Regions from separate parts of the Homo sapiens genome. Here region 1 is linked to region 2. Evidence: chromatin loops called from intact Hi-C (ENCODE). Cell type or tissue: heart left ventricle. All regions are shown on one strand. Each heading gives the region's core, and the rest is flanking DNA. Links, peaks and the distances in the headings are about the cores only. Region 1 holds the start of FAM222B (family with sequence similarity 222 member B). Region 2 overlaps FAM222B (family with sequence similarity 222 member B).

Region 1 (16,301 bases), core at 7,714-15,713, 77 kb before region 2:
AAGCATCCACTAGCAAGCTCTGTCCTGTGCTGGGAATACATCAGTGAACAAAACAGACAGAAATCTCTATCACGGGATTTCAGGGACCCCATCTCTAAAATAACAATAGCAACAAAAATACAACACAATACAGTATAACAACTATTTATATAGCACTTACATTGTATTAGATATTATAAGTAATCTAGAGACTTTAAGATGACTTAAAGTCATCTCTTACTACAAGAGAATCAGCAGATTTTGGTATCCATAGGATGGGAGGGTGGAAATTATGGTATCTAAATTCCCTGGGAAGACACCACTGTATATTCTGGCTATCCTCAATTTCTCTTCTCCCATTCTTTCTTTTATTTTTATTTTTTTGAGACAGGGTCTTGCTCTCTCACCCAGACTGGAGTGCAGTGGTGCAATCATGGCTCACTACAGCCTCGACCTCCCAGTCTCAAGCGTTCCTCCCACCTCAGCCCTGCTAGTAGCTGTGACTACAGACCTGCCGCTGCCATGCCTAGTAATTCTTTTTTTTTTTTTTTTTTGAGACAGAGTTTCACTCTTGTTGCCCAGGCTTCAGTGCAATGGTGCAATCTTGGCTCACTGCAACCTCTACTTCCCGGGTTGAAGTGATTTTCCTGCCTCAGCCTCCCGAGTAGCTGGGATCACAGGCATACACCACCATGCCCGGCTAATTTTGTATTTTCAGTAGAGACGGGGTTTCTCCATGTTGGTCAGGCTGGTCTTGAACTCCCGACCTCAGGTGATCCGCCCACCTCAACCTCCCAATGCGCTGGGATTACAGGCGTCAGCCACCTCGCCCAGTGCTAATTTTTAAATCTTTTGCAGAGACAGAGTCTCACTATGTTGCCCAGGCTGGTTACGAACTCCTTGCCTCAAGTGATCCTCTGCCTTGGCCTCCCCAAGTGCGAGTTTACAGGCATGAGACACCATGCTTGGCCTTTCCCCAGATATTTTTTTCTTCAGTTGGTTGAATTCCTGGATGCTGAACCCTTGGATATTGAGGACCAGTATTGAGCAGGAGAGGGCTGTGGGGTTAACAGAGGATTTTCTTTTCTTTTTTAAGAGGAAAATTTTATTCTTACTGAGATGGAGTCTGGCTCCCCTAGGCTGGAGTGCAATGGTTGAATCTCACTGCAACCTCCACCTCCCAGACCCAAGCAATCCTCCCTCTTCAGCCTCCCAAGTAGCTGGGACTACAGATGCGGGCCACCACATCCGGCTAATTTTTTGGTAATTTTTTTGTACAGATGGGGTTTCACCATGTATTCCAGGTTGGTCTTGAACTCTGCCTACTCCATCTCCCAAAGTGCTGAGATAACAGGCGTGAGTCACTGTACCTGGCCTGAACATTTTTTTTTGGAGACAGAGTCTCGCTCTGTCGCCCAGGCTGGAGTGCAGTGGCACGATCTTGGCTCTGCCTCCCGGGTTCAGGCCATTCTCCTGCCTCAGCCTCCCGAGTAGCTGAGACTGCAGGCGCCCACCACCATGCCCGGCTAATTTTTTGTATTTTTAGTAGAGACGGTGTTTTACTGTGTTAGCCTGGATGGTCTCGATCTCCTGACCTCGTGATCCACCCGCCTTGGCCTCCCAAAGTGCTAGGATTGCAGGCGTGAGCCACCGCGCCAGGCCACGTTGCTTTTTTTAATTAAAAAAAAATTTTTTTGAGCCACAGTCTCACTCTGTTGTCTGAGCTGGAGTGTAGTGGTTTAATTTTGGCGCACTGCAACCTCCACCTCCTGGGCTCAGGTGATTCCCCCATTTTAGCCTCCCAGGTAGCTGGGACTACAGATGTGCCTGACCACGCCCAGCTAATTTCTGTTTTTGGTTTTTTTTTTTTTTTTGAGATGGAGTCTTTCTCATTGCCCAGGCTGGAGTGCAGTGGTGCGATCTCAGCTCACTGCAACCTCCACCTCCCTGGTTCAAGTGATTCTCCTGGCTCAGCCTCCCGAGTAGCTGGGATTACAGGTGCCCGCCACCACACTGGCTAATTTTTGTATTTTTAGTAGAGACAGGGTTTCGCCATGTTGGCTAGGCTGGTCTCAAACTCCTGACCCGGTGATCTGCCCGCCTTGGCGTCCCAAAGTGCTGGGATTACAGGGATGAGTCACTGCACCTAGCCTAATTTCTGTATTTTTTATAGAGACAGGCTGTCACCATGTTGCCCAGGTTGGTCTTTTGTTTGTTTGTTTGTTCGTTTGAGACTCCCAGGCTGGAGTGCAATGGCATGATCTTGGCTCACTGCAACCTCTGCCTCCCGGGTTCAAGCTATTTTCCTGCCTCAGGCTCCCAAGTAGGTGGGGTTACAGTCTTCTGCCACCACGCCCGGCTAATTTTTTGTATTTTTAGTAGAGATGGGGTTTCACCATGTTGGCCAGGCTGGTCTCGAACTCCTGACCTCAGGTGATCCACCCACCTCGGCCTCCCAAAGTGCTGGGCTTACAGGTGTGAGCCACCATGCCTGGCTTGGCCCAGGCTGGTCTTGAACTCCTGGGCTCAAGTAAGCCATCTGCTTTGACCTCCCAAAGTGCTGAGATTACAGGTGTGAGTTACTGCCCCTAGCCTTGGAACATTTTTTTGTTTTGTTTTGTTTTGTTTTGAGATGGAGTCTCCCTCTGTCGCCCAGGCTGGAGTGCAGCGGTGCGATCTCAGCTCACTGCAACCTCCACCTCCTGGGTTCAAGCAATTCTTCTGCCTCAGCCTCCTGAGTAGGTGGGATTACAGGCGCACCCCACCAAGCCCGGCTAATTTTTGTAGTTTTAGTACAGACGGGGTTTCACCATATTGGCCAGGCTTGTCTCAAACTCCTAACCTTGTGATTTGCCCACCTTGGCCTCCCAAAGCGTTGGGATTACAGGTGTGAGCTGCCATGCCTGGCGGAACATTTTTTTACAATTTTTGATTTTTATAGAAAGAACCTGTTCAAAATTGGTCAGACACTGCACACGAGAAGTTTCTAGAACCACAATGATGAAAACAACAAAAACCGACAGACAGAAGAAAATAGGCAAACAGACAGAACCTACAAACAGAACAAACAGAACAAAAATACCCGAGACTAAACTGTTTCAAAATCAAGGTCCCAGTTGACCAAAGGATTCTAAAGAAACTCATGTGGCCGGCCGGGCGCGGTGGCTCAAGCCTCTAATCCCAGCACTTCGGGAGGCCGAGGTGGGCGGATCACAAGGTCAGGAGATCGAGACCATCCTGGCTAACACGGTGAAACTCTGTCTCTACTAAAAATACAAAAAAGCCGGGCGTGGTGTCAGGCACTTGTAGTCCCAGCTACTTGGGAGGCTGAGGCAGGAGAATGGCGTGAACCCAGGAAGCGGGGCTTGCAGTGAGCCGAGATCGCACCACTGCACTCCAGCCCGGGCGACAGAGCAAGACTCTGTCTTAAAAAGAAAAAAAAAAAGAAACTCATATGGCCAAGGGTGAGGAGACTCCAATGCCTGAGCAAGTACCCAGAGTGGAAGGAAAAACAGTTCAGAAATTCAAATCGCAATCCCTGCCCGCTGGCCCCTCATGCTATCAAGAGTGAGGCAAAGGGCTTCACAGCTTTATGGGGCAGAGAAGAGAGTGATGACAATAGGACAATAGCTTAAATAATGGGAGGAGGGGGAATTTTTTTTTGAGACAGAGTTTCACTCTTGTTGGCCAGGTTGGAGTGCAATGGCATGACCTCGGCTCACTGCAACCTCTGCCTCCTGGGTTCTAAGTGATTCTCCTGCCTTAGCCTCCTGAGTAGTTGGGATTACAGGCATGCGCCACCACGCCTGGCTAATTTTTTGTATTTTTAGTAGAGACGGGGTTTCTCCATGTTGGTCAGGCTGGTCTCGAACTCCCAATCTCAGGTGATCCGCCCTCCTCGGCCTCCCAAAGTGCTGGGATTACAGGCGTGAGCCACTGCGCCTGGTGAGGAGGGGAATTTTTACATTTCAACTTTTTGTTTTCTCTTCCCTTATAGGGAAAGAGGAGAGAGTGGTAGCTTGAAGTTAAGGAGAAAACAGTGATTTTTTTTCTTCTTCTTTAATGTAGAAAACATCTAGGAATGGCAGGCTGTAATGAAAAAAATGCCAAATTTGGCCACTTCCTAAAGAGGAGGTGGGCGCTTGTGTGGGTTGGTTATGAGAGTTACCAACCTTGGGTGTTGCAGCTTCTTGGAAGAAAACACTCCAGATACAAAGATTTGAGGGTGAGAGAGTAGAAGGGGGGCCAGAATGGGCAACCCTTAAGTGGTACCAAAATTAGCTGCGGCCTGCTCCCTGCTGGTGAGTTCCTGGAGTGTAGAGAATAGCAGGGAAGGAATTGGGGTAGAAGAGAAAATAAGTTGATATGCTGATTTAAAAAAAACAACTCTACTCAAGGCTCCATGGCCCCGGGTCCGAAGAGTAGAAAATCGCTAAGTGTCAATTACAGTGCTTTCTTGGGTCATCCCCCACTTTTTTTTTTTTTTTTTGAGACGGAGTCTCGCTGTCTCCCAGGCTGGAGTGCAGTGGCGCAATCTCGGCTCACTGCAAGCTCCGCTTCCCGGGTTCTCGCCATTCTCCTGCCTCAGCCTCCCCAGTAGCTGGGACTACAGGTGCCCGCCACCACGCCCGGCTAATTTTTTGTATTTTTAGTGGAGACGAGATTTCACCATGTTAGCCAGGATGGTCTCGATCTCCTAACCTCGTGATCCTCCCGCCTCGGCCTCCCAAAGTGCTGGGATTATAGGCGTAAGCCACCGCGCCCGGCCGGGTCATCCCCCACTTAACATGAGCTCAGTTCTGGTGGGGAATCAGTGCTGCCAGGACTAGGGGTATGGGCTGGTGGCCCAGTCTAGACTCTTGGCTCCCAGGGGAGAGGGGAAGGTGGCGCCCCCTGCTGGAGACTATATGACAACAACATATATTCCTATATTTGAACCACTGCGGGTCTTCTGAGCCATTTCCCTACTTGAATTTCTTTTTTTCTTTCTTTGAGACAGTCTTGCTCTGTCGCCCAGGCTAGAGTGCAGTGGCCCGATCTTGGCTCACTGCAACCTCCGCCTCCCTGGTTCAAGCGATTCTCCTGCCTCAGCCTCCCAAGTAGCTGGGATTACAGGTAGCCACCACCACACCGGCTAATTTTTTTATTTTTAGTAGAGACACACTTTCACCACCTTGGCCAGGCTGGTCTTGAATTCCTGACCTCGTGATCCACCTTCCTCAGCCTCCCAAAGTGCTGCGATTACAGGCGTGAGCCACCGTGCCCGGGCCCCTACTTGAATTTCTTACCAAGGGCAGAATAGTGGATTTTTCCCCTGCCAATCATTAATTCATTATATACAATATAGTTATCCATAGAAACACCCCTACTGCAAACTCAGACCATGTGGTTGGATGAGGCTCACCCCAGGCAAGGAGCACACAACTCGGAACCAACTCAATCAGCGTATAACATTCTCTAGCCCATGATGATTGTTTTAGAGATGGGCACATAACCCAGGGAGATAAAACGTACAAGGAGAATTTTGCTTCTTTCCCACTGGAGCTGGATGTAAGAAGACATAATATCTGGAGCTGCTGCAGTCATGTTGATACCAGAAGGGGAGAGCCAACCCAGAGAAAGATGTCATTTATTCGCTCCTGAACAAAAATCTATTGAGTACTTGCTATGTGCCAGACACCGCTCTAGGGTTCAAGTCACCCACCTCAGCCTTCCAAAGTGTTGGGATTTCAGATGTGAGCCAACATGCGCAGGCTCCATCTGCTTCTCTCTCCTTCATCTTCACTACACTATTTTGTTTTCTTTCTTTCTTTTCTTTTCTTTTTTTTTTTTTTGAGGCGGAGTCTCGCTCTTTCGCCCAGGCCGGAGTACAGTGGCGCTATCTCGGCTCACTGCAAGCTCCGCCTCCCGGGTTCACACCATTCTCCGGCCTCAGCCTCCGGAGTAGCTGGGACTATAGGCGCCCGCCATGGCGCCCGGCTCATTTTTTGTATTTTTAGTAGAGACGGGGTTTCACCATGTTAGCCAGAATGGTCTCGATCTCCTGACCTCGTGATCTGCCCACATCGGCCTCCCAAAGCGCTGGGATTACAGGAGTGAGCCACCGCGCCCGGCCTTGTTTTTCTTTATTTAATTAATTTATTTATTTATGTTTGAGATAGAGTCCTTCTCTGTCGCCCAGGCTGCAGTGCAGTGGCACGATCTCGGCTCACTGCAACCTCCACTTCCCAGATTCAAGCAATAGTCCTGCCTTAGCCTCCGGAGTAGGTGGGATTACAGGCTTCCGCCACAATGCCCGGCTAATTTTTTGTATTTTTAGTAGAGATGGGGTTTCTCCATGTTGGCCAAACTGGCCTCGAACTCCTGACCTCGTGATCCGCCTGCCTCAGCCTCCCAAAGTGCTGGGACTATAGGCATGAACCACCACGCACGGCCCACTACACTATTTTAGTAAGGAAGATAAAGTTACACCTTGTAACTTGGGGTCACGGAAGTTTTAGATTTTTTCTTTTTCTTTTTTTTTTCTTTTGAGACGGAGTCTCTGTCGTTCAGGCTGGAGTGCAATGGCACTATCTCGGCTCACTGCAACCTGTGCCTCTGGGGTTCAAGCGATTTTCCTGCCTCAGCCTCCCGAGTAGCTGGGATCACAGGCATGTTCCACCATGCCCGGCTAATTTGGTATTTTTAGTAGAGATGGGGTTTCTCCATGTTGGTCAGGCTGGTCTCGAACTCCTGACCTTAGGTGATCTACCCACCTAGGCCTCCCAAAGTGCTGGGATTACAGGCGTCAGCCACCACGCCCAGCGCTAATTTTTAAATCTTTTGCAGAGACAGAGTCTCACTACGTTGCCCAGGCTGGTCACGAACTCCTGGCCTCAAATGGTCCTCTGCCTTGGCCTCCCCAAGTGCTGAGTTTACAGGCATGAGACACCACGTTTGGCCTTTCCCCAGATATTTTTGTTCTTCGGATGGTTGAATTCCTAGATGCTGAACCCTTGGATATTGAGGACCAATATTGAGCAGGAGAGGGCTGTGGGGTTAATAGAGGATTTTCTTTTCTTTTTTAAGAGGAAAATTTTATTCTTACTGAGATGGAGTCTGGCTCCCCTAGGCTGGAGTGCAATGGTTGAATCTCACTGCAACCTCCGCCTCCCAGACCCAAGCAATCCTCGCTCTTCAGCCTCCCAAGTAGCTGGGACTACAGATGCGGGCCACCACACCCGGCTAATTTTTTGGTAATTTTTTTGTACAGACGGGTTTTCACCATGTGGCCCAGCTTGGTCTCAAACTCCGCCTACTCCACCTCCCAAAGTGATGACATTACAGGCGTGAGTCACCGTACCTGGCCTGAACATTTTTTTTTTAATTAAAAAAATTTTTTTGAGACACAGTCTCACTCGGTTCCTTAGGCTGCGGTGTAGTGTAGTCTAGGCTCACTGCAACCTCTGCCTCCTGGGTTCAAGTGATTCTCCCACCTCAGCCTCCCAAGTAGGTGGGACCACAGGTGTGCACCACCACATCCAGCTAATTTTTTTTTTTTTTTTTGAGATGGAGTCTTGCTCTGTCGCCCAGGCTGGAGTGCAGTGGCATGGTCTCGGCTCACTGCAACCTCCACCTCCTGGGTTCACGCCGTTCTCCTGCCTCAGCCTCCTGTGTACCTGGGACTACAGGCGCCCGCCACCATGCCCAGCTAATTTTTTGTATTTTTAGTAGAGACGGGGTTTCACCGTGTTAGCCAGGATGGTCTCGATCTCCTGACCTCGTGATCCACCCGCCTTGGCCTCCCAAAGTGCTGAGATTACAGGCGTGAGCCACCAGGCCCAACCCTTATTTATTTATTTATTTTTCTTTTTGAGATGGAGCCTTGCTCTGTCACCCAGGCTGGATTGCAGTGGCGCAATCTTGGCTCACTACAACCTCCACCTCCCGGGTTCAATTGATTGTCCCACCTCAGCCCCCCAAGTAGCTGGGACTACAGGCACCCGCCACCATGCCCGGCTAATTTTTTGTATTTTTAGTAGAGATGGGGTTTCACCGTGTTAGCCAGAATGGTCTCGATCTCCTGACCTTATGATCTGCCCACCTCGGCTTCCCAAAGTGCTGGGATTACAGGTGTGACCCACTGTGCCTGGCCTATTTATTTATTTTTTCTTTTTTTCCTTTTTTTTTTGAGACAGAGTCTCGCTCTGTCGCCAAGGCTGGAGTGCAGTGGCGCGATCTCGGCTCACTGCAAGCTCCGCTTCCCAGTTCATGCCATTCTCCTGCCTCGGCCTCCCGTGTAGCTGGGACTACAGGCGCCCACCACCACGCCCAGCCAATTTTTTTGTATTTTTGTATTTTTTTTTTTTGAGATGGAGTCTCGCTCTGTCCCCAGGCTGGAGTGCAGTGGCACCGTCTTGGCTCACTGCAAGCTCTGCCTCCGGGCTTCACGCCATTCTCCCGCCTCAGCCTCCCAAGTAGCTGGGACTGCAGGGGCCCGCCACCATGCCCGGCTAATTTTTTATATTTTTAGTAGAGATGAGGTTTCACCGTGTTAGCCAGGATGGTCTCGATTTCCTGACCTCGTGATCCGCCCACCTCGACCTCCCAAAGTGCTGGGATTACAGGCCTGAGCCACCGCGCCCGGCCCTATTTATTTTTTTAATTGAGATGGAGTCTCACTCTGTTATCCAGGCTGGAGTGCAGTGGTGCGATCTCGGCTCATTGTAACCTCCGTTCCTGGGTTCAAGCGATTTTCCTGCCTCAGCCTCCTGAGTAGCTGGGACTACAGGTGCATGCCACCATGCCCAGATAATTTTTGTATTTTTTCAGTAGAGACAGGGTTTCACCGTGTTGGCCAGGCTGGTCTCGAATTCCTGGCTTCAAGTGATCCGCCCGCCTTAACCTCCCAAAGTGCTGGGTTTACAGGCATGAGCTATCTTGCCTGGCCACTATTTTTTAGATTTTTTGTAGAGATGAGTCTCCCTATGTTGCCCAGGCTGGTCTCTAACTCCTGGGCTCAAGCAATCCTCCCAACCTGGCCTCCCAAAATGTTGGGATTACAAGCATAAGTCACTATGCCCAGCTTTATTTTTAATTTTTTTTTCTTTTGAGACGGAGTCTCGCTCTGTCGCCCAGGCTGGAATGCAGTGGCTTGATCTCGGCTCACTGCAAGCTCCGCCTCCCGGGTTCACGCCATTCTCTTGCCTCAGCCTCCTGAGTAGCTGGGACTACAGGCGCCCGCCACCACGCCCGGCTAATTTTTTGTATTTTTAGTGAGACGGGGTTTCACCGTGTTAGCCAGGATGGTCTCGATCTCCTGACCTCATGATCCGCCCGCCTCGGCCTCCCAAAGTGCTGGGATTACAGGCGTGAGCCACTGCACCTGGCCTATTTAAATTTTTTTAACATTCCTCATTGAGCACTCAACTTGTCTTTTTTTCTTCTCTTTTTCCCCCTTACGTTGTATCTTGGGCCTTATGTGTCCAAACTCTGAAGAGAGGAGACCAGCGCTGGAGTTGAGAGAGAAAAAAGAGCCATGGTGATGAGGAGAGAGTTTAGTCCTGTACCTCCTCTTGCCTGCTGCTTTCAAGTCTGTTTTGTTGAATTCTCAGGACTCGATTGAGCTTAGTCTCTTGTCAGGCTATGCCAAAGCAGCACAGTAGTCTAGGGACTGACAGTTGGGCCTCACTGGACTTTAGTGGTTTTCTTTTACCAGTTTGAAAAAGGGCCAGGCTCACAGTGAGAGCTGGAAAGCAGGGGACTATTTGCCTGCGAATTCCTCAATAGCATACACGCGATGCCTAGAACATTTCTGTCCAATAAACAGCATGTGCTTGATAAACATACTGAACTTAGCGGTGTCCCCAGTGCATTCTAGGCGAGGTCACCTCCTTGACAAGGTCCCCAGGACTTCATTGCACCTCCTAGCTAGTAGCGTATTCTAGGATGGCAAAGCTGCCTTTACATAATTACCCCCGATACATTCTAGACACGATCATCTTGAAAGAGACCCAAATTTTACCAGGCATGGTGACTCAGGCCTGTAATCCCAGCACTTTGGGAGGCCGGGGCGGGCGAATCATCTGAGGTCAGGAGTTCGAGACCAGCCTGGCCAACATGGTGAAACCCCGTCTCTACTAAAAATACAAAAGTTAGCCAGGCGTGGTGGTGCAAGCCTGTAATCCCAGCTAGTCAGGAGGCTGAGGCAGGAGAATCGTTTGAACCCGGGAGGCGGAGGTTGCAGTGAGCTGAGATCGCGCCACTGCACTCCAGCCTGGGCAACAAGAGCAAAACTCCGTCTCAAAAAAAAAAAAAAAAAAAAAAGACCCAGGCTGGGCGCGGTGGCTCATGCTTGTAATCCCAGCGCTTTAGAAGGCTGAGGTGGGTGGATCACCTGAGGTCGGGAGTTCGAGACCAGCCTGACCAACATGATAAAACCCCGTCTCTACTAAAAATACAAAATTAGCTGGGCGTGGTGGTGCATGCCTGTAATCCCAGCTACTCGGGAGGCTGAGGCAGGAGAATCGCTTGAACCCGGGAGGCGGAGGTTGTTTGAGCCGAGATCACGCCATTGCACTCCAACCTGGACAACAAGAGCGAAACTTCGACTCAGAAAAAAAAAAAAAAAGACCCAAATTTATCATCAGTGGTCACCTCAGAGCACCTGAATTCAGGCCTTTAAGTGCAAGTAGGATGCAGAATTCTGGAAGAGCCAGTAAGTCTGTGGCTCCTTGGGGAAGCGCGATCCAAGGGTTTAGTAACCTAGGCACGGTACTCCAGAGGCGTACCCTGAGGCAGCCGCCAAATTCTCTAAGCCTCAGAATTCTTCAAGGCCAGCTCCCATGTCCACTAGAGACCCAGGGGTCCAGACCATCAGGCACTGAGGAAGACGCCCCCGGCAGGGGCTGCGCAGGCGCGTGCGGCCCGAAAGGGCCCAGGCGCTACACGCTGCGCAGGCGCAGGAGCGGCTCCGGGTAGTCCCCACAGCTGCGCCGGTGACTGAGGGGCCGGGCAGTGGAGAAGTGGTGGCGGCGGGCGGCGGGCGGCAAAGGAGCAGCCATGAGGGCCGGGCCCAGTCACCGACCGTGAGTAGTGGTGGAGGGGGAGTGGACAACGCGTGGGAAGAGGGTAACTTAGCGGAAGGATACATGACTTTGTGGGGTGGGCTCTGACTGTGGGAGACGGAAGGGCGTGGGGGAGGTACAGTTTGAGGTGATGATGGGAGAATTTGGGGCACGGGTGGCCCGGTCGCCGGCCGCAGAGCTGGACAGCTTGGTGGAGGGGGACGGGGTTGCGTGCTGTGGAGTGAAGCAGCCCATTTGTATCATCCCTTCCTCCAGGAGCTTTTGGTCGCCTCTCCTTTCCGCTTCTTTCAGAGAATGATTGCGGGGGGAGGGTGGTGGAGGATGAAAGCTCTGCTGGAGCTTAAGAAGCCACCTCTGAACCAGGCAGGGGAAGGGTCGGTCTCCCGGAGTAATAGGCTGCTCTGGGTAGAGGATGGGAGTCGGGAACCCTCTTTTGAAAGCCGGGAGGGGTCTAGGGAAAAGAGCTAGGGGCTTAGAGTCAGGCAGGTTCGAAAGGAAGTCCACCATTGATAAAGCTGTTAGGTAACCTTGGGCAGGTCCCACTTAACCTTTCTGAACACCAGGAAGATGTCATGCTTCAAACGGGCTATTGCAAGCATCACCTATGTAATTGAGATTGTTTATGCAAATTGTGAATTGTAAGTACTATGTTGATGTTAATGTATCACCAACAATGTTAGTGGAATTTAGACCTTACCGTTGTTAATGGAATGACTGATTTCTCTGTTAAGATAAGAAGCGTATTGTTTGTAAAACCTCAGTAGACACATATGTGCTTTCTTTATGGGCACAGCAGACCATGTGCAGAACTACCAGTTCTGTAATGTGATAAATTAGCCATCAGACTTCTGTAGGAAAAATACCGTACTCCGGCGTTTTTACAAACGGTTTGCAGCTCCTCACCCGAAAGGATGGAGGGCCAATCTATTAAAATATTTTCTGAACATAGCTAACTCATGTTGCCTTATAACACAGTTGGCACTAATGTGCTTTAACGAGTTGAGAAAAGGCCGGGTGCAGTGGCTCATGTCTGTAATCCCAGCACTTTGGGAGGCCGAGGCGGGCGGATCACGAGGTCAGAAGTTGGAGACCAGCCTAGCCAACGTAGTGAAATCCCGTCTCTACTAAAAATACAAAAAATCAGCCGGGTGTGGTGGCGGGCGCCTGTAATCCCAGCTGCTTGGGAAGCTGAGGCAGGGGAATCACTCGAACCCGGGAGGCAGAGGTTGCGGTGAGCCGAGATAGTGCTATTGCACTCCAGTTCGGGTGACAGTGCGAGACTCCGTCTGGAAAAAAGAGTTAAGAAAACTAGTTTGAGACAAGCTGGGAGGGCTGCCCAGTGAGGGATGTGAAAATATAATTTGTTTATTATATTTTATTTTATTTTTGAGACGGAGTCTCGCTCTGTCGCCAGGCAGGAGTGCAGTGGCATCATCTCGGCTCACAGCAACCTCCGCCTCCCGGGTTCAAGCGATTCTCCTGTCTCAGCCTCCTGAGTAGCTGGGATTACAAATGCCCACCACCACGCCTGGCTAATTTTTGTAGTTTTAGTAGAGATGGGGTTTCACCATGTTGGCCAGGCTGGTCTTGAACTCCTCACGTCAGGTGATCCACCCACCTCGGCCTCTCAAAGTGCCGGGATTACAGGCGTGAGCCACCGTGCCTGGCTATTTTGTTATCTTTATTTTTATTTTATTTTATTATAATTTTTTTTGAGGTGGGTGAAGGAGTCTTGCTCTGTCACCCAGGCTGGAGTGCAGTGGTGCGAACTTGGTTCACTGCAACCTCCGCCTCCTGGGTTCAAGCAATTCTCCTGCCTCAGCCTCCCTAGTACCTGGGATTATAGGCACGTGCCACCATACCCGGCTAATTTTTGTATTTTTTTTAGTACACTCGGGGTTTCTCCATTGCTGGACAGGCTGGTCTCAAACTTCTGACCTCAGGTGATCCGCCCGCCCCAGCCTCCCAAAGTGCTGGGATTACAGGCGTGAACCACCGTGCTTGGCCCATTTTATTATTTTTAAATTATAAAAAGTTCTCCTTTGCAAAGGAGTCTCTGGCTGCTCCGGGGACCTGTCGCTGTTTTGGAGGTCAGATATGCATAAGGCAGCCCTCTAGCTCTGCTTTTTGTTACCCTGCTTGTCAGTGGGATCTCTCAGGTGGAATATCTCAGAAGAGGAGCCCAAGAGGTGTCTTGGTTTTCCTGAGAGGCTGAAGAAACACTCCTGAGACGTGTTTTTTAATGTAGACAAAGCAGAGGACAAACTATGTGTTTATGGAAAGAGAAAATGGGTTCTTTTTATTTTATTTTGTTTTGACACAGAGTCTTGTTCTGTCGCCCAGGCTGGAGTGCAGTAGCGCAATCTCGGCTCATTGCAACCTCCACCTCCCGGGTTCAAGCAGTTCTCCTGCCTCAGCCTCCAAGTAGTTGCGATTACAGGCACCCACCACCATGCCCGGCTAGTTTTTGTATTTTTAGTAGAGATGGGGTTTCGCCATTTTGGTCAGGCTGGTTTCGAACCAGGTGATCCGCCTGCCTCGGCCTCCCAAAGTGCTGGGATCACAGGCGTAAGCCACCAAGCGCAGTGAGAAAATGGTTTCTAAAGTAGAGATGCAGACTCCTTTTAAAAGGACATAGACACTTCAGCTTTGCTGACTCTGAGGATTGAGACCTTAAACTGTCAAGGCGTTTTGGCAATTGATGAGTGATTGGTCTTTTACCTGAGTAAAGGTAGGGAGGGGCTATACTAGATTCTTGAAGATTCACAAATAAGGGGAGTGAATTTACAGGAATGGGAAAAATGAACCTGGTTGTTTTTAACTTCTCTGTCTGGTAAAATGTGTTTCACTTTTCTTTCCTGGAAATGCACAGTGATGTATAATTTTAACCTTTTTACTTTAGTTCCTTGACCGTCCCAATAGATTATTTGTCTATAATACTTTGTTTAAGATAATAGTTTTAAAAATAAAGCATTTGTTACTATTGTGATAGGTCATTACAGAAATTTATTCCATGTTTGACTACTACATGGAGTAGAGTATAAAATGTTAAAGCTGGGCATAGCTATCTTATTTTATTTTTTAATAGTTGGACATTTATTTTTAATGTTGGTAATGCATTTTTCCCCCTACTGGAAATTTCCATCAGTTCAAATAAGCGCATAAATGCCACCCATGTTATGTTAAAATAATAGAGGTTTGTTCAGCTGTGATGAGAATTTCCTGTCCTCCTCTCCTTCTGTTATCTTTCCTACTTGTGGTTACTTTTATGTAGTAAATGACCTTACAAAATGAGGATTTCTTTCCCTGGGGAAGAAAAAGGGGTGGGCTAGTATCTTGATTGCCTTTCGTGTGAGAAGTTTTTCTAAAGTGGGAGAGGAACTTTGGAGATTTAAGGACTTCCTGTGAATCTCTGACATACCAGGGGCTAAAATAAATATTTATTGGCTTATTATTATCATTATTATTATTTTTTGAGACGGAGTCCTGCTCTGTTGCCCAGACTGGATTGCAGTGGCGCGATCTCGGCTCACTGCAAGCTCCGCCTCCCGGGTTCTCGCCATTCTCCTGCCTCAGCCTCCCTAGTAGCTGGAACTACAGGCACCCGCCACCATGCCTGGCTAATTTCTTTTCATATTTTTAGTAGAGACGGGGTTTCACCGTGTTAGCCAGGATGGTGTCGATCTCCTGACCTTGTGATCTGCCCGACTCAGCCTCCCAAAGTGCTGGGATTACAGGCATGAGCCACCATGCCCGGCCTTATTTTATTTTTTTTGATACCAAGTTTCACTCTGTTGCCCAGGCTGGAGTGCAATGGCGAGATCTCAGCTGATTGCAACGTCTGCCTCCTGTGTTCAAGTGATTCTCTGGTCTCAGCCTCCTGAGTAGCTGGGATTACAGGCGCGTACCACCATACCTGGCTGATTTTTGTATTTTTAGTAGAGATGACGTTTCACCATGTTGGCCAGGCTAGTCTCGAACTGCCGACCTCAGGTGATCCGCCTGCCTCGGCCTCCCAAAGTGCTGGGATTGCAGGTGTGAGCCACCGCGCCCAGCCAAAAATCTTTTTTTTGTTTTTAAATTCTATTTATTTATTTATTTATTTTGAGATGGAGTCTCTGTCGCCCAGACTGGAGTGCAGTGACGCGATCTCGGCTCACTATAAGCTCCGCCTCCAAGGTTCACGCCATTCTCCTGCCTCCGCCTCCTGAGTAGCTGGGACTACAGGTGCCCGTCACCACGCCCGGCTAATTTTTTGTATTTTTAGTAGAGATGAGGTTTCACCGTGTTAGCCAGGATGGTCTCGATCTCCTGACCTTGTGATCTGCCTACCTCGGCCTCCCAAAGTGTTGGGATTACAGGCGTGAGCCACCGCGCCCGGCCTATTTGTTGTTTTTTTGAGACAGGGTCTCACTCTGTCGCCCAGACTGGAGTGCAGTGGCGCCATCTTGGCTCAGCGCAACCTCTGCCTCCCTGGCTCAAGCAGTTCTCCTGCTTCAAGCAGTTCTCCTGCTTCAGCCTCCTGAGTAGCTGGGATTACAGGCATGGCACTACTGCCCGGATAATTTTTGTATTTTTAGTAGAAATGGTGTTTCACCATGCTGGCCAGTCTGGTCTCGAACTCCTGACCTCAAATGTTCCACCCGCCTCTACCTCCCAAAGTGCTGGGATTACAGGCGTCAGCCACTGCATCCGGCCTAAAAACATTCTATTTAAAAACAAAATTATTGGTCGGACATGTTGGCTCACTCCTGTAATCCTAGCACTTTGGGAGGCCGAGGTGGGTGGATCATTTGAGGTCAGGAATTCAAGACCAGCCTGGCAAACAAAGTGAAACCCCGTCTCTGCTAAAAATACAAAGATTAGCTGGGCATGGTGGCACCCGCCTGTAATCCCAGTTACTTAGGAGACTGAGGCGGGAGAATCGCTTGAATCCAGGAGGTGGAGGTGGTAATGAGCCGAGCTCATGCCATGGCACTCCACCCTGGGCGAAACAGCGAGCGAGACTCCGTCTCAAAAAACAAAAAAAAAAAAACAAAAAGAAGTATTTAATATCTATTTCTGTCTTATTACCTCTCAGGGTCTCGATTGTTTCCCTGTCAAAGCTCTGTGACTTATAGTGAAAAGGACTACAATTTAACAAGAAAAATACTAAATTTTCTTTATTACAGATGCATTTAATACAAGGAGGGGTAATCAGATTTGCTGGCTCAATTTTTTTAAAAATTTATTTATTTATTTTTTTTTTTTTTGAGA
Region 2 (16,301 bases), core at 6,856-14,855:
GCTGGGCTGGCCACCCTGGGTTTTTGGGGGCTAGGGGAGCTGTTGTTTTTTGTCTGTGTTTTTTTTTTTTTTTGAAGGCAGTGAAAGGAAGGCAGAAGAGAACTAATGAAGTACTGAAAGACACTAGATTGTGAGTGGCGAGGCTATGCTGGGAAGTGAGCTCTCTAGAGATCACTTTATCCCCCATTCCCCACGGAAAAATGCCTTTGCCAGTACTTTATCTTCTCCTCCTTTTCCCATCAAAAAACATGAGGCTGGGCGGTGTGGCCCATGTCTGTAATCCCAGCACCTTGGGAGGCCGAGGTGGGGAGTTGGAGACCAGCCTGGCCAACATGGTGAAACCCTGTTTGTACTAAAAATACAAAAATTAGTCGGGCATGGTGGTGCACACCTGTAATCCCAGCTACTCAGGAGGCTGAGGCAGGAGAATTGCTTGAACCCAGGAGGCAGAGGTTGTAGTGACCTGAGATCGCGCCACTGCACTCCAGCCGGGGCAACAGAGCAAGACTGTCTCAAAAAAAAAAAAAAAAATACAGCTGAGATTTTTTTTGTTTGTTTTATTTATTTATTTATTTATTTAATTTATTTATTTTGAGACGGAGTCTCGCCCTGTGACCCTGGCTGGAGTGCAGTGGTGCCATCTCAGCTCACTGCACCCTCCACCTCCCGAGTTCAAGCGATTCTCTTGCCTCAGCCTCCTGAGTAGCTGGGATTACAGGTGTGTGCCACCATGCCCAGCTAATTTTTGTATTTTTAGTAGAGACGGGGTTTCACCATGGTTGACCAGGCTGGTCATGAATTCCTGAAGCTGAGGTTTTCTCACTGGCACAAATCTACCCTGAAGGCACAGGTGGTCCTTTTTCAGATGCCACCCAGGAAAGCAGAGAGTGTGACATCAGAACTCTAATAAAACCTCTTCTGGTCGGGGGCAGGGAGCAGAGATGAAAGCACTTTTGAATTTTCCAGTAGGGAAAAAGGTTTGTTCCTTAATTAGAGGTAGTCTGGGAAATGCTAGCACTTGTGCAGGTGCCCCAGGAGAGTTGGAAAAGCTTAGTTCTGTGGTCACTGTGATACCATAGTCCCCCTGCCTTGGGTAGCTAACGTAGCATACCAGCTGGCGTTAGGAAAACTAGCTAAAGCTCACAGAGAGGCTCTGCCAAAGTGATCGATCTTTCTCTGTAATGTCTGTAACTCATTTGGCCTGCTCCAGGTTACTACTTGATTCTCTTCAGCAGTTAAGAGTTGCATTCTGAAACACTTTCAGAGAGTAGTGCTAGTGTTGATTTCTGGATCTAATTCTGGAAATACCAGCTGTAAAATTATATTGGAATTTACATTTAAGAAAAAGTCAGACCCCAGTCAATTCTGTCCAGGAAAAAAAAAAAAAAGAAAACAAAAGAAAAATAGAAAAAGCCAGATGGTAATCAAAAGGTGTGGGTAGTTTGAAGCTTTTAAATAAAATGCCTCCACTCAGCCGCCAGGCCTCTGGAGGATTCCTTTATTCTGACATCTCTGCTTTCTAGAATATGTTGTGGGGAGAGGTTGTTTCATTCTTGTTTCATCACAACCCTCATGACCTTGCCACAGTCTGAGCTCATTCCGTACCTTTTCTACCCTAGCAGGATCTGATTCTTGACGTCAGTGAAACTGGTCAAGGGGCTTGTGGACTTTCTTAGTACTGGAGGAAGTCTTCTGGAAAGGATGACAAATGGATCCCAGAATTCTTTTTTTTTTTTTGAGACAGAGGCTCGCTGTGTCGCCCAGGCTGGAGTGGAGTGGCATGATCTCGGCTCACTGCAACCTCCGCCTTCTGGACCCAGGTGATTCTCCTGCCTCAGCCTCTCGAGTAGCTGGGATTACAAGCACATGCCACCATGCCCGGCTAATTTTGTATTTTTCGTAGAGATGGGGTTTTGCCATGTTGGCCAGGCTGGTCTCAAACTCCTGACCTAATGTGATCCTCCCACCTTGGCCTCCCAAAGTGCTTGGATTACAGGCGTGAGCCAATGTGCCTGATTGGATCCCAGAATTCTTTTTTTTTTTTTTTTTTTTTTTGAGACAGAGTTTCACTCTTATTGCCCAGGTTGGAGTGCAATGATGTGATCTAAGCTCATTGCAACCTCCACCTCCCAGGTTCAAGCAATTCTGTCTCAGCCTATCGAGTAGCTGGGATTACAGGCACCCACCACCACGCCCGGCTAATTTTTTGTATTTTTTTTTAGTAGAGATGGGGTTTCACCACGTTGGCCAGTCTGGTCCTGAACTCCTGACCTCAGGTAATCCACCCGTCTTGGCCTCCCAAAGTGCTGGGGATTACAGGCATGAGCCACCGCACCTGCCCTGGATCCCAGAATTCTTAAAGCAAGGATCACAAATTATGGACTGTAATCTTAGCAGTTCGTTTCATGCCAGTGAGAGCTCTAGAGTATTCTAGACTTGTGGAAGTTTCTTCTTGGGACTGTAATCACGGAGGACCTCAAGCTCTGTTTCTTACTGGTTCACTCCTTCCTGCCCAAACCAAAAGTTGACTTTCTGGAGTCTGCTGAATTCACCTCTTATCTTTACTTCTTTGTTTGCTATCAATAAATTCATTAATGCCTCTTTGCCATAGTTTAGCTGTTTTTTCTTTTGTTTTGTTTTGAGACAGAGTCTCGCTCTGTCGCCGAGGCTGGAGTGCAGTGGCGCGATCTCGGCTCACTGCAGCCTCCGCCTCCCCAGTTCAAGCGATTCTTCTGCCTCAGCCTCCTGAGTAGGTGGGACTACAGGTGCCCACCGCCATGCCCAGCTAATTTTTCTATTTTTAGTAGAGATGGGGTTTCACCATATTGGCCAGGCTGGTCTCGAACTCCTGACCTTGTGATCTGCCCACCTTGGCCTCCCAAAGTGCTGGGATTATAGACATGAGCCACCGCGTGTGGCCCTAGCTGGTTTAATTCTCTCTGTTCTTTTTTTTTTTTTTTTGTATTTTTTTTTTAGTAGAGATGGGGTTTCACTGTGTTAGCCAGGATGGTCTCGATCTCTTGACCTCGTGATCCGCCCGCCTCGGCCTCCCAAAGTGCTGGGATTACAGGCATGAGCCACCGCGACCGGCCTCTCTCTGTTCTTTCTATTGAAATCCAAAGATGTGGTTTGAGGGGCAGTATGTTACAGGTCACCTCTTAGGATCCACATCTCCTACTCATCTCTTGGTTGCAGGTATCAGGATTTAATAGATGTGAGATTGCAGTAATCATTCAAACGTTGGCTCTTTCTGGATTCATAAAGTTCCCTGAAGAAGGAGAAAAAAAGACAAAGATTGGTTCTTTCCAAAAAATACTGGGAAAAAAATGATATCTGCAAGACCACTGAGTGAAGGTGTTTTTGTATCCCCATCGTCAGAGTATTAGCTATACAGATGTGAACGTTTCTTAAGGTTGAGGTTTTTGGTTTATCAGTGATTTTTTCCCCCTTATTTTAAAATTATTATTATTACTATTTTGAGACATAGTCTCGCTCTGTTGCCCAGGCTGGAGCTCAGTGGCGCCATCTTGGCTCACTGCAAGCTCCGCCTCCCGGGTTCATGCCATTCTCCTGCCTCAGACTCCTGAGTAGCTGGGACTGCAGGTGCCCGCCACCAAACACCTGGCTAATTTTTTGTATTTTTTAGTAGAGACAGGGTTTCACTGTGTTAGCCAGGATAGTCTCGATCTCCTGACCTCGTGATCCGCCCACCTCGGCCTCCCAAAGTGCTGAGATTACAGGCGTGAGCCACCGCACCTGGCCTTTAAAATTATTTGTAGAAATAATATACATGCCAAAGTATAAAGACAAAAAATTGCCCTCAGATAGTAGCGGCTGTTCATGTTTTTCATGTTAAGACGGAGTCTCGCACTGTTTCCCGGGCTGGTGTGCAGTGGCAAAATCTCAGCTCACGACAACCTCTGCCTCCCAGGTTCAAGCGATCATCATGCCTCAGCCTCCCGAGTAGCTAGGATTACAGGTGCCCATCACCACGCCCGACTAATTTTTTGTATTTTGAGTAGAGACGGGGTTTCACTATGTTGGCCAGGCTGGTCTCAAACTCCTGACCTTGTGATCCCCCTGCCTCGGCCTCCCAAAGTGCTGGGATTACAGGCTTGAGCCACCACGCCCAGCCAGTGTTGTTATTTTATATATGTTGCAAAATACTAAATATATGGTTTTCCTTTTGCTCTTGTTCACTTAACATTGATACACACTGAAAGGTAAAAAGACTAATCATACTCTACCTTCCTCAGTTATTACTTACAGGTGTGTATCGGCTTCCAAAATCGTAAAAAGTAATATTCCAGATCCGATGATTGAGGCCAACTGCAGAGTCCAAGAAAGCACTCTCTTATTTAGTGTTCTGAGTTTTCCTGTTCTTTTATAAAGCCTTCTATATGCTGTCTGACCTTGGATTTAGCAGTCTTTTCATTTACCTATCTTTCCCTTAGAAGGCCAAGATGGGACTCTTACTAGCTAGGGAGCATCATTGCACCCTCTCCTTTAAAAAAAAAAAAAGAAAAAATATATATATATACACACACATATATATACACACACATATTTATACACACACACATATATATATATAATTGCCTCTTAATCATAGACATTGTGACCCTTAGAACCTTCTGAATGTACTATTCAAAATGGAAACTGATATGGCCCAACACTGTGGTTCACGCCGTAATCCCAGCACTTTGGGAGGCTGAGGCGGGCAGATCACGGGGTCAGGAGATCATGACCATCCTGGCTAACACAGTGAAACCCTGTCTCTACTAAAAATACAAAAAATTAGCCGGGCATGATGGCGGGCGCCTGTAGTCCCAGCTACTCTGGAGGCTGAGGCAGGAGAATGGCGGGAACCCAGGAGGCGGAGCATTGTAGCCGCCGAGAAGGCGCCACCGCACTCCAGCCTGGGTGAGAGAGCAAGACTCTGTCTCAAAAAAAAAAAAAAAAATATTAGCTGGGCATGGTGGTGCATACCTGTAATCCCAGCTGCTTGGGAGGCTGAGGCAGGAGAATCGCTTGAACGTGGGAGGTGGAGGTTGCAGTGAGCCAAGATGGCACTGCTGCACTCCAGCCTGGCTGATAGGCTGTCTGAAGAAAAAGGAAACTGATAGAACCTGGAGTTGAAGAGTGAGCCACAGGCTTTGGGAAAAGTCAAATCTAGGTTTCAGTCCTGGGCTCTGCCATCATTAATAGATTGACATATGTAGATTAAATGACAACCTCAAAAAATTAATAACAATCTGCCTTTTATATGGTCAACAGTTACTTATGGAGAGCCTCGTAAGTGTTAGTAGATGATGCTTTTCTAGATATAATAATGAACAAAACGAACCAAGGGTCTGTTCTTACTGAGTTTATATCCTAGTGGGGTGGAGAGAGATGGACGTAAAACAGGTGGTAATGATGGTGGTAAAAAGTGAGGGAAATAGAGGAGTTAACAACAGGAAGGGCCACGTGCCTGGGGTTAATTGTGTGGGAGGAATTGTTGAGTTCAGGGTCTCAGGATAGATTTTAAAAGAAAAAAATGAGGGAAATAAGGATACTGTTTTAGACATGGAGGTCAAAGAAGCCCTCCCCTTAAGAAGTGACATTTAAGCAGAAACCTGAATGAAGTGAGGGAGCTAGAAAAATAAGTAGACATCTGGGGCAAGAACATTCCAGGCAGAGGGAATGGTAAGGACAAAGTCCTAAAGCGGTAGCGTGTTTGGCTCGTTGAAGGAACTGCAGGGAAACCATGGTGAGACCATGGTGGCTGGAAGTAAGTCAGCAAGAGAGGGCAGGGTAGGTCAGAAGGTGAGGTCAGAGAACCAGTAGTAATAGATCATGGAGGGCCTTGGGGTCCATGTTAGGATTTTGTATTTTATTCTTAGATGGAAAGTCATTAGAGATATTTAAGCTGCTCTGACTTTCAGTTAACAGAATTGGCCGGGCGCGGTGGCTCACGTCTGTAATCCCAGCACTTTGGGAGGCCAAGGCGGGCGGAACACGAGGTCAAGAGATCGAGACCATCCTGGCCAACATGGGGTGAAACCCCGTTTGGGCCAGGCACGGTGGCTTACGCCTGTAATCCCAGCACTTTGGGAGGCCGAGGCGGGCGGATCATGAGGTCAGGAGATTGAGACCATCCTGGCTAACACTGTGAAACCCCATCTCTACTAAAAATACAAAAAAAAATTATCCGGGCATGGTGGCAGGCGCCTGTAGTCCCAGCTACTCGGGAGGCTGAGGCAGGAGAATGGCGTGAACCCGGGAGCGGAGGTTGCAGTGAACCGAGATCGCACCACTGCACTCCAGGCTGGGGAACAGAGCAAGACTCCATCTCAAAAAAAAAAAAAAAAAAAAAAAGAACTAACATTGCTGAATAGAGAATAGATTGGGTGATAAAGGGTAAGCGTGGAACAGACCATTTAGAAGGCTAATAGTAATCCCATCTAGAGATGATGAGATGACAGGTGAAGTTTGTTACCTGTTTCCAAGGCTTGAGAGACTCAATTAAGAAAACATCACTAAAGCCCCTCATACAGCCCATTTCACAGTTTTAGCTCCCAGTACTTGTTAATTCTCTTCCTTTCCTTGGAGTTTGCCTTCAGCTGTGTTAGGGTCTTAAGGGAGAAGTTATTATGTAAAGATCAGCATCCAGACCCCAACAGAAGTCTCTCTTTTTTTTTTTTTTTTTTTTTTTTGAGACAGAGTTTTACTCTTGTGGCCCGGGCTGGAGTGCAGTGGCGCAGCCTCTGCTCACTGCAACCTCTGCCTTCTGGGTTCAAGCAGTTCTCCTGCCTCAGCCTCCTGAGTAGCTGGGACTACAGGCATGCGCCACCATGCCCAGCTAATTTTGTATTTTTAGTAGAGACAGGGTTTCACCACGTTGGCCACGCTGTTCTCGAACTCCTGACCTCAGGTAATCTGCCCGCCTCGGCCTCCCAAAGTGCTGGGATTACAGGTGTGAGCCACCGTGCCCGGCCAAGACTTTTTTTTTTTCTTGAGGCACTGAAGTTGGCTCACTGTGTTCATTCTGTTTTCCCACCCACCAGAGATCTTAAAAAGACTGACGCTGTGCCAGAACTCTTGGACAGCTCTGTTCTCATTAAGGCATTCAATCTTCAGTTCTTTCTGCAGTTGCTATCTTAGACACAGTTTGAGCAGCCTCTTTTACAAAGTGTCTTTTCAGCTACCTGGTCTTGGAAGCAGGAGCCCTCTGATACTCATCATGACAAGGTAGTTTAATATACCTGAGAGAGCCCTCTCAAGAAAATAAGGAGATTTTTGTCGTCTTTAACTTTTGAGCTTTTCCCCCACTCCTTTTTTGCTGTGATCTAAAGCCATAATTTGCCACCTTGGTTTCTGAAATATGGGAAAAGAAGTTCGTGTACTTATTTAGGAAAATCGTATTTCTGTTACCTAAGGAGCTTGCATTGTTGACAGGGCTTCTTTCGCTACAGAAGGCCCCATCAATGTCTGCTTGCTTGGGCTGTGTATGTCTGGTTGGTAAACATCACTAATGAAACTCGTGCGGTCTTGACATGTCAGGATTGCCTGCACGAAGAGAGCTGCTGGCAGCCTTTCTCCTTGCTTTAGTCTGGGAGCAATGCATTTCTTTTGAGGGGGTGGGAGAGGTAGTTCAGGAGGTCTAATTGCATGTCAGGAAGGGTGAAGCCCCAGAAATTTGCAAACAGAATTTGCTTTAACAGTGGTTAATTGTGCCTCCTAGGATGCTTTCCTCCTTCCATTTAAAAGTGAGTTCGGCCGGGTGCGGTGGCTCATGACTGTAATCACAGCACTTTGGGAAGCTGAGGCGGGCGGACCACCTGAGGTCAGGAGTTTGAGACCAGCCTGACCAACATGGTGAAACCCCATCTCTACTAAAAGTACAAAAATTGGCTGGGCATGGCGGCATGCGCCTGTAATCCCAGCTGCTAGAGAGGCTGAGGGACGAGAATCGCTTGAACTCAGGAGTCAAGGGTTGCAGTGAGCCAAAATTGTACCACTGCACTCCAGCCTAGGTGACAGCAGAACTCTGTCTTAAATAAATAAATAAATAAGTAAATAAATGTAAGTTCATGGCCGGGTGCAGTGGCTCACACCTGTAATCCCGGCACTTTGGGAGGCCGAGGTGGGCGGATCAACTGAGGTCAGGAGTTCGAGACCAGCCTGGCCAACATGGTGAAACCCCGTCTCTACTAAAAATACAAAGAAATTAGCCAGGCGTGGTGGCGGGTGCCTTTAATCCCAGCTACTCGGGAGGCTGAAGCAGGAGAATCGCTTGAACCTGGGAGGCAGAGGTTGCAGTGAGCCAAGATCGCACCATGGCACTCCAGCCTGGGCAACAAGAGTGAAACTCCGTCTCAAAAAAAATAAAATAAAAGTGGGTTCATATTACTGGCTCACAAGTCAGACATTGGGTACCTTTGCAATCATATAATGTGCTGCTTCTGAAAATGTCTGGCTGGTCTCCAACCAGGCCTATAAATGGGCTGGCTGAGCCAGGCCCTATGAGGGCCCACTCTCCTCAGGAATACTGAGACATTATAAATGCACCTGTACTTTCCAGTTGTATGAATAGGTGCTTTCCAGTTTTATTTCTCCCATCCATACATCTGTGGTAACTGAAAAATCATTTTAACCATAGTGATATTTGACAGCAAATTGTCGTCACAGATAAAGATGTAAGTATACTTTCAACCAACACACTGCTAATTAAATTGCTTTATGTGTCTAAACTTGGGCCTCACGCCAGTCATATCCAGTGTTCCTACTCTCTTCTTCGAATGAGTTGCCTTGTGTTTCATGACCTTGTTTTTGTTCATTACAGTGTGAGCCACTGCCCCATGTTGTGTTGATGCCAATCTGCCATGCTAGCCTGTCTACCAGGGCCAGGTGACCTGTCCTTTCAGCTTCTTTCTCACACGCAGATGAACACTGGACTTCAGAAATGTAAGTAATCTGGATCCTATGGAGCATGTGTGATTCTTTGTTTTTGTCTCTACATTTGGGCCGTCCTTGAAGCACATCTGGGGTACACTGACCTTGAATTTTGACACCTTTCTTTTTTTTTTTTTTTTAAGACGAAGTCTTGCTCTTGTCACCCAGGCTGGAGTGCAATGACGCGATCTTGATTGGCTCACTGCAACCTCTCCCTCCCGGGTTAAGCAATTCTCTTGCTTCAGCCTCCCGAGTAGCTGGGATTACAGGTGCCCACCACCATGCCTGGCTAATTTTCTATTTTTAGTAGAGATAGGGTTTCACCATGTTGGCCAGGCTGGTCTCAAACTCCTGATCTCAGGTGATGCCCCTAACTTGGCCTCCCAAAGTGCTGGGATTACAGGTGTGAGCCACTGTGTCCAGCCATTAGGGGTCTGCTTAAATTCTGTAATTCCCCATTGTATCTCAATTTTAATTGTTGCTGATAGCTTTCTGTTGAACAACAAAACTATAAAGAGCTTCAGGGGAAATATATATATATATATCACCCTTAAAAAAGGTGTTTCAGTTTGAACCTTCATAGGGAATTGAATGAAAACTCACAGTCCAGATTACTTACTATATCTCTGAAATAAACTATGCTGTTCTCTTGTTTTGAACTCTCTTAGTAGTCTACCATGGAAACAGACAGTTCCCTTTGGCTTTGCTACCTGCCTTCTGAGTCAGTGTGACTTTAGTTCACAGGAAGTCAGGGAGCTTTTGCCCTCAGAAGAGATGGAGAGCTAGCTTTCTCAGTCTCTCTGGGCATTTTCCTGCTAATACACTTCCCAGAAGATTGAGCCTTTGAAAACTGTTAGATTCTTGTCTTAACTTTCTGGAATTGGGGTTTTATACTTCATATTTTCCCGGACTCCTTCCTACCTTCTCTCCCTGTAATACATGATCTGCAAGGAAAATATTCTATTCTTGGCACATTACCATGTATAGTATCTTCAGGTGTAAAAACAGCCCTAAATTTGGAATAGACCTTCCATTCAGAGCACAAAGGGGAAATCATTGAGGTGGCTAGGCTTCCCTTTGATAGGAAAGGTGCTTCAGCACCTTAACTGAACCCCTTATGACAGGGGTTAACAAACTTTCTGTAAAGCCCAGATAGCCAATAATTTAAGCTTTGTGGGCCATGTGGTCTCTGTTGCATCTACTCAACTCTGGCATTGTAGGGCAACGGCAGCCACAGACAATAAACAAATGAGGGTGTCTGTGTTCCAGTGAAACTTTTTTACAAAAAAACAGCAACTGGACCAGGCACGCAGGCTGTCGTTTGCCAGCCCCTGCCATGTGAGAACATCATCAGAAGTTAAAAATGGTCCAGCCTTTAGACTTCATTTCTTTGAGAGAGCGTAAGACTCAGAGCCTGGCTAGTTCTGGAATTTGGCCAGTGAATCCAGCTCTATGTAATAACAGCTGAAGGTGGTAGTCCTCCTTCTACAGTTGCCTGACACAATAAGGCAAGCTCTGCTATAGCTTTCTCAACCCATCCTTTATCTTAATAAGTGATGATTGGGTGATGAAGGTGTTATGTTATACTCTCTGGTCATCCAAATCAGCATCCTAACTGCATCGTGCCTATTTCTGGGCTTCTGGGGACACAACTGGAGAGGGAACGTACTTAGAGGCATGCAGTAAGATGACAAAGAGAAGCTTCCTTTGTTCTGGGTTCCTTAACACACTCTGACAGCTTTACCCAAAGATGTGATATCAAGGGAAAAGCCATTTGGAGGACGGGCAAATTGGCAGCTTTATCTTGGTGTTCACTTTTATTATTTTTATTTTTTTTTTAATTATTTTTTTTAGATAGAGTTTTGCTCTTGTTGCTAGGCTGGAGTGCAATGGCGTGATCTCGGCTCAACGCAACCTCCGCCTTCTGGGTTCAAGCGATTCTCTACCTCAGCCTCTTGAGTAGCTGAGATTACAGGCATGCACCACCACGCCCAGCTAATTTTGTATTTTCAGTAGAGACAGGGTTTCTTCATGTTGGTCAGGCTGGTCTCGAACTCCCGACTTCAGGTGATCCGCCTGCCTCGGCCTCTCAAAGTGCTGGGATTACAGGTGTGAGCCACCACACCCAGCCCACTTTATTTTATTTTATTATTTTGAGGAGGACTTTTGCTCTTGTCACCCAGGCTGGAGTGCAGTGGCACGATCTCGGCTCACTGCAACCTCCGCCTCCCAAGTTCAAGTGATTCTCCCGCCTCAGTCTCCTGAGTAGTGGGATTACAGGCATGAGCCACCATGCCCGGCCCTTTTTTTTTTTTTTTTTTTTTTTGAGATGGAGTCTCCCTCTGTCACCCAGACTGGAGTGCAGTGGCGCAATCTCGGTTCACTGCAACCTCCATCTCCCGGGTTTAAGCAGTGCTCCTGCCTTAGTCTCTCGAGTAGCTCAGATTACAGGCATGCGCCACTGGAAATTTTTTCTTTCTTAATCCTAAACCTCTGCTCTGTATTTCCCCTTCTCAGGATCACAATATAGTAGTGGCTCTGTAAATATTTACTGTTTGAATAGCTGATAAAAGGTCCTTGGTCCTTAAACCATCTTCAGATAACAACTTTGATTTCCTTCCATGGCAGAACACTGGGGCTCTGGGGACAAATGCCAAAATTACCTTCTTTTACTGCTTCTTTATGTGCATATCTGCCCCCTAGTGGAGGGGTCTGGAAATGGCAGATTGACCCAATGACTGGATAAAGTCATAGAAATAATAGCTAACATTTGTCAAGTTGCTACCATGTGCCAGGCACTATATTGAATATTTTCACATATGTTGTCACCCATTCCTCAAAAATTCCATATGGAAGACTCTCTTGCCTTTGTCAGAAGGATAAGGTATAGAGAGAGGGTTTGTCACTTGCCAGTGCCACATGACAGTCCTGTGACTGGCCCATACTCAGCTCAGACTCTGAAATCTGTGTTTGAACACATTGCCTGTGCCTCTCTGCCTACAGATAGAGGTTCCTGTTGCCTATGCCACCTGTGCCCTCTGACCTTCAAAACAGAAGGATGAACAGAGAGGTCTCCATTGGGAGGACTGAATTTCAGGCAGAAAATTGCCTCCAGTCCATCCTGGAATAGACAGCAGTGCTTTCTGTTACATTTAACTCTCAGGCTGAAGGCCAGGTTGTCCTGCAGTTGGGGCTTCCTTAGTCAGTTTTCTTTGTGTTGTCTGTGGTCAGACTCAGCCACATCTGCTATCCTTGAATGGTAACTATTGACCATCATTGTTTCATTTTCAATGAAAATGCTCATTTAGTGAAAATGTTCATTGACTCTCGATCTTAGTAATTCTGTGAAGTAGGAGAGCAGAATTCATCCCTGTTGATAATTGAGGAATGACAGGCTCTCAGTATGGGCAAATGATGAAGCTAGTACTTGAATACAGGTTTCTCTAACCCTTTACAAACTACAGATTTCCTATTCCCTACATTGTCTATGTCTCTATTAATGACACTATTGGTATAAGCTATTTAAGTAAGTCGCTTACAAAGCTGTGGTATCTGTGTTGGCTGTGTAGTTACAGAAATACATTACAGAAGAAAATAAGTAGTCAGGGTGCCTGTGTGGGGGCTGTGATAAGTGTTGAGAAAACTTTTTTTTTTTTTTTTGAGACGGAGTCTTACTCTGTCACCCAGGTTGGAGTGCAGTGGTGCGATCTTGGCTCACTGCAACCCTGCCTCCCGGGTTTAAGCAATTCTTTGCCTCAGCCTCCCGAGTAGCTGGGATTACAGGCACCTGCCACCATGCCCGGCTAATTTTTTGTATTTTTTTAGTAGAGACGGGGTTTCTCCATCTTGGCCAGGCTGGTCTTGAACTCCTGACCTCGTGATCCACCCACCTCGGCCTCCCAAAGTGCTGGGATTACAGGCGTGAGCCACCATGCCCAGCTGAGAAAACTTTTTTTTTTTTTTTTTTTTTTGAGATGGAGTCTCGCTCTGTCACCCAGGCTGGAGTGCAGTGGTGCAATCTTTGCTCACTGCAACCTCCACCTGCCGGGTTCAAGCAATTCTCCTGCCTCAGCCTCCCAAGTAGCTGGGACTACAAGTGCGCTCCACCATCCCAGGCTAATTTTTTGTATTTTTAGTAGAGACAGGGTTTCACCATGCTGGGCAGGCTGGTCTTGAACTCCTGACCTCATGATCCACCCGCCTCGGCCTCCCAAAGTGCCAGGATTACAGGCATGAGCCACTGCGCCCAGCAGAAAACTTTTTTTAAGAGTTAGGCTTAAGTCTGGTATGTGAGGTAGATGGTGCTGTATTCCCAGAATGATACCCCTTTTTTGTTCAATATACTGTACTCATCTTTGGGGTTCTTCCTTAACAAAGCTACTGTAGCCTTGTGGCCACCCTCCCTACCCTCATTTCACTTTATTTCTGAATCCTTTGACAGCCCTCTTCACCATTTCAGCATCAGTGGAGGCAGGACAAAGAAAACTAATCAATGTGGATAAGTGTCCCCTTCCATACTCCTGAATGAGGTCAAGCTTCCCCCTTGCCTCTGCTAAAAAAAACCTCAGAGTTGGTACTAACTTGGAACAAAGGGACTCTTCTACTCATCAAGGTACTATACGACTTCTACTTGGATTTCAAGGAGAGAAGCCCACCAGCATGGAGGTGGGCTAGGTTTAAAGCACTGTGCTAGGAGTATTATATGAGATTATGACCAATAAGACACATAGGTACAGTGGTTGACCAAGGCAGCTTCTGTTGGAATTCTGATGTCTTGAGTTTAGGGACTTGCTCTCAATCAGTGATCCCAGACTTTTTTGCCAGTATTTGAAAGCACAGACCTGTTTTGGGAGGTGGGGATGCCTGGCTCTTTTTGCCCAGATCTGCTTGTGAGCATGGGCCCAAATCTCTCTGCCCCTCCTGACTTGAGCTTTCTTTTCCTGCTTCCCAGAGCAGGAGTTGCTAACCAGCATTATCACCAAACAAAGAGAGCTGTACCCATTTTCCTTCTAATATGCTCATTAGCCTACCTTTGTTCTAGGTGATGCCCAGTGATGTGACTTTGAATAGAGTCTCCTTTGGGCCAAGGCCACCTGAGGCCACAAGCTGGGCATTCAGTCAGATTAGTCGTTGGCCTATCCTCCTGCCTTTTGCAAGAGGAGGAAGTAAGGAGAGAGTCGGCTAGCTGAGCCTGGGCTTCCTGCCAAGCCACTTCTGCTTTGGGCAGTCTGTGTACTCATTCAGCAAGCATTTATTAGGCACCTTTTGTGTATACTCAGGGGAGACCCTCCCTCAGAGACGAGAGAGTAGAGCAGAGCCCCCTTGCAGGAGGTTGGCATCCTTAAAGAGCCCTTGTTCTCAGAACCTTTTCCTTTTTGACTGGAAGCCGGACATCCGCTGAGCCCCCTGATGGGAGGCAACAGGAGATGGGAACAAAGAGACTGTTAACATTAATGAGGCACACCGAGTGGGCATTTCCGCAGTCTCCAAAGGCAGGCAGGTTTTTCCTCTTTCTTTTTGGAAAATGACAGCTGACATGGACCAAATACAGACTATTTTTGGCTCTCAGGACTGAAAGGACTGAAAGATGCTCTGAATCCTTTCTTCTCAATTCCCTCCCTGCTGCCCTGTCATTATTATCTTCCTTCTCAAGCAAATAAATAAAGCCTTTGATCCTCATCCAGTCGGGCATAGAGTAAACTGTAAACAAAAGTGAACTTGTGACATGGGGAAGGGGAGAGATGTTGGCAGCTTATTCCTCTGCTCCTGAAAGGAAGCATTCTGTCTACTGTTCAGGGTGCCCACCCAGTGGGCAAAGCCCCCCAGCTGCCAAGATGCAAGGGAAAGCTGATCCCTCATTGGTCCCTGCAGACTGAAGAGTCGTAGCTCTGGGTACCCTCTAGACTGAAGGGCCACCATGGCCCTGACAAGGAGCTTTGCTTAGAACCTACCCCCAAGCCACATGGGCTGGTAGAGTTCCAGACCCTGCATTTCTCTCTTTTTTTTTTTTCTTTTTCTGAGACAGAGTCTTGCTCTGTCGCCCAGGTTGGAGTGCAGTGGTGCGATGTCGGCTCACTGCAACCTCCGCCTCCTGGGTTCAAGCAATTAATCCTCCTGCCTCAGCCTCCCAAGTAGCTGGGATTACAGGTGCTTGCCATCACGCCTGGCTAACTTTTTGTATTTTTAGTAGAGACGGGGTTTCGCCATGTTGCCCAGGCTGGTCTTGAACTCCTGACCTCAGATGATCCACCCACCTTGGCCTCCCAAAATGCTGGGATTTACAAGTGTGAGCCACCGTGCCCAGCGACCCTGAATTTCTGTGTAGGGGGAGAACTCTCGGTTACCTCTCTGAGAATTGGCCAAATTCTGGTTCTGCAAGATATGAGACTTTGAAAGATGCTTTGCTGTTCTGATCTCTACTTACCTCATTTATAAAATGTAAATGATGATAGTGCCTGCTTCTACAGCAATAGTGAGGATTCATTGAGATGGCCTGTCATCTGGCAGAAGGCCTGGCCCACTATAAGCACTTACTGAACATTAGCAGTGCTTGTTAATGTGAAGACTGAAGCTGGGTCTCGAATGAAGGCTACAGATGACAATCTAGTCATTTCCCCACCCCACCCCAGGCCCTCAAAAGGGGAATCTGGAAGGGCTGTTTGCCTTGGCACTGATGAGCTCCCTCTCCCTCTTTGCTCTCCTTCCCATTCTCTCTCTCTAGGGGACACTACACAGAAAATGAGAACTGCTCACTATCCTACCCCAGCCGAATTGGATGCGTATGCTAAGAAGGTCGCAAACAACCCACTGACTATAAAAATCTTCCCCAACAGTGTGAAGGTTCCCCAGCGGAAACACGTTCGTCGTACTGTGAACGGCCTCGACACATCAGCCCAGCGCTACAGCCCCTACCCGACACAGGCTGCCACCAAGGCAGGCCTGCTTGCCATTGTCAAAGTGCCAGCCAAAAGCATACTCAAGGACTTTGACGGCACCCGAGCCCGGTTGCTCCCTGAGGCCATCATGAACCCCCCAGTGGCACCCTATGCTACTGTGGCACCCAGCACTTTAGCCCACCCCCAGGCCCAGGCTCTGGCCCGCCAGCAGGCCCTGCAGCATGCACAGACCCTGGCCCATGCCCCTCCCCAGACGCTGCAGCACCCTCAGGGTATCCCGCCACCCCAGGCACTGTCCCACCCTCAGAGCCTCCAGCAGCCTCAGGGCCTGGGCCACCCTCAGCCCATGGCCCAAACCCAGGGCTTGGTCCACCCTCAGGCCCTGGCTCACCAGGGTCTCCAGCACCCCCACAATCCCTTGCTGCATGGAGGCCGGAAGATGCCAGACTCAGATGCCCCCCCGAATGT

Evidence for each region. Peaks named below come from ENCODE experiments on the same cell type or tissue, not always from the same donor. Only the 100,000 strongest peaks of a DNase experiment are listed, where the experiment ranks them.
Region 1: it touches region 2 in a loop (2.9-fold over the local background); 58 of 110 quality-filtered maps call a loop at or near these places.

What each region holds. Positions count from the first base shown.
Region 1 is chr17:28,837,426-28,853,726 of GRCh38, reverse strand. FAM222B (family with sequence similarity 222 member B) reads left to right here and starts at 10,937. Exons shown (of 3, transcript NM_001077498.3): 1 at 10,937-11,045. RefSeq lists silencers at 4,867-4,916, 10,969-11,158 and enhancers at 10,844-11,358, 15,200-16,083. In heart left ventricle, for the core only: a CTCF peak has its summit at 10,812; a DNase peak (open chromatin) is centred at 10,916; H3K4me3 peaks cover 2,126 bases; H3K27ac peaks cover 1,027 bases.
Region 2 is chr17:28,759,234-28,775,534 of GRCh38, reverse strand. It overlaps FAM222B (family with sequence similarity 222 member B), which reads left to right. Exons shown (of 3, transcript NM_001077498.3): 2 at 8,828-8,949; 3 at 15,659-16,301. The coding sequence starts at 8,868. It overlaps LOC124903965 (a long non-coding RNA gene), which reads right to left and starts at 4,741. Exons shown (of 3, transcript XR_007065689.1): 1 at 4,268-4,741; 2 at 3,156-3,268. RefSeq lists enhancers at 13,659-14,255, 14,256-14,853. In heart left ventricle, for the core only: CTCF peaks have their summits at 11,430 and 11,640 (motif pointing left); DNase peaks (open chromatin) are centred at 11,639 and 14,114; H3K27ac peaks cover 826 bases.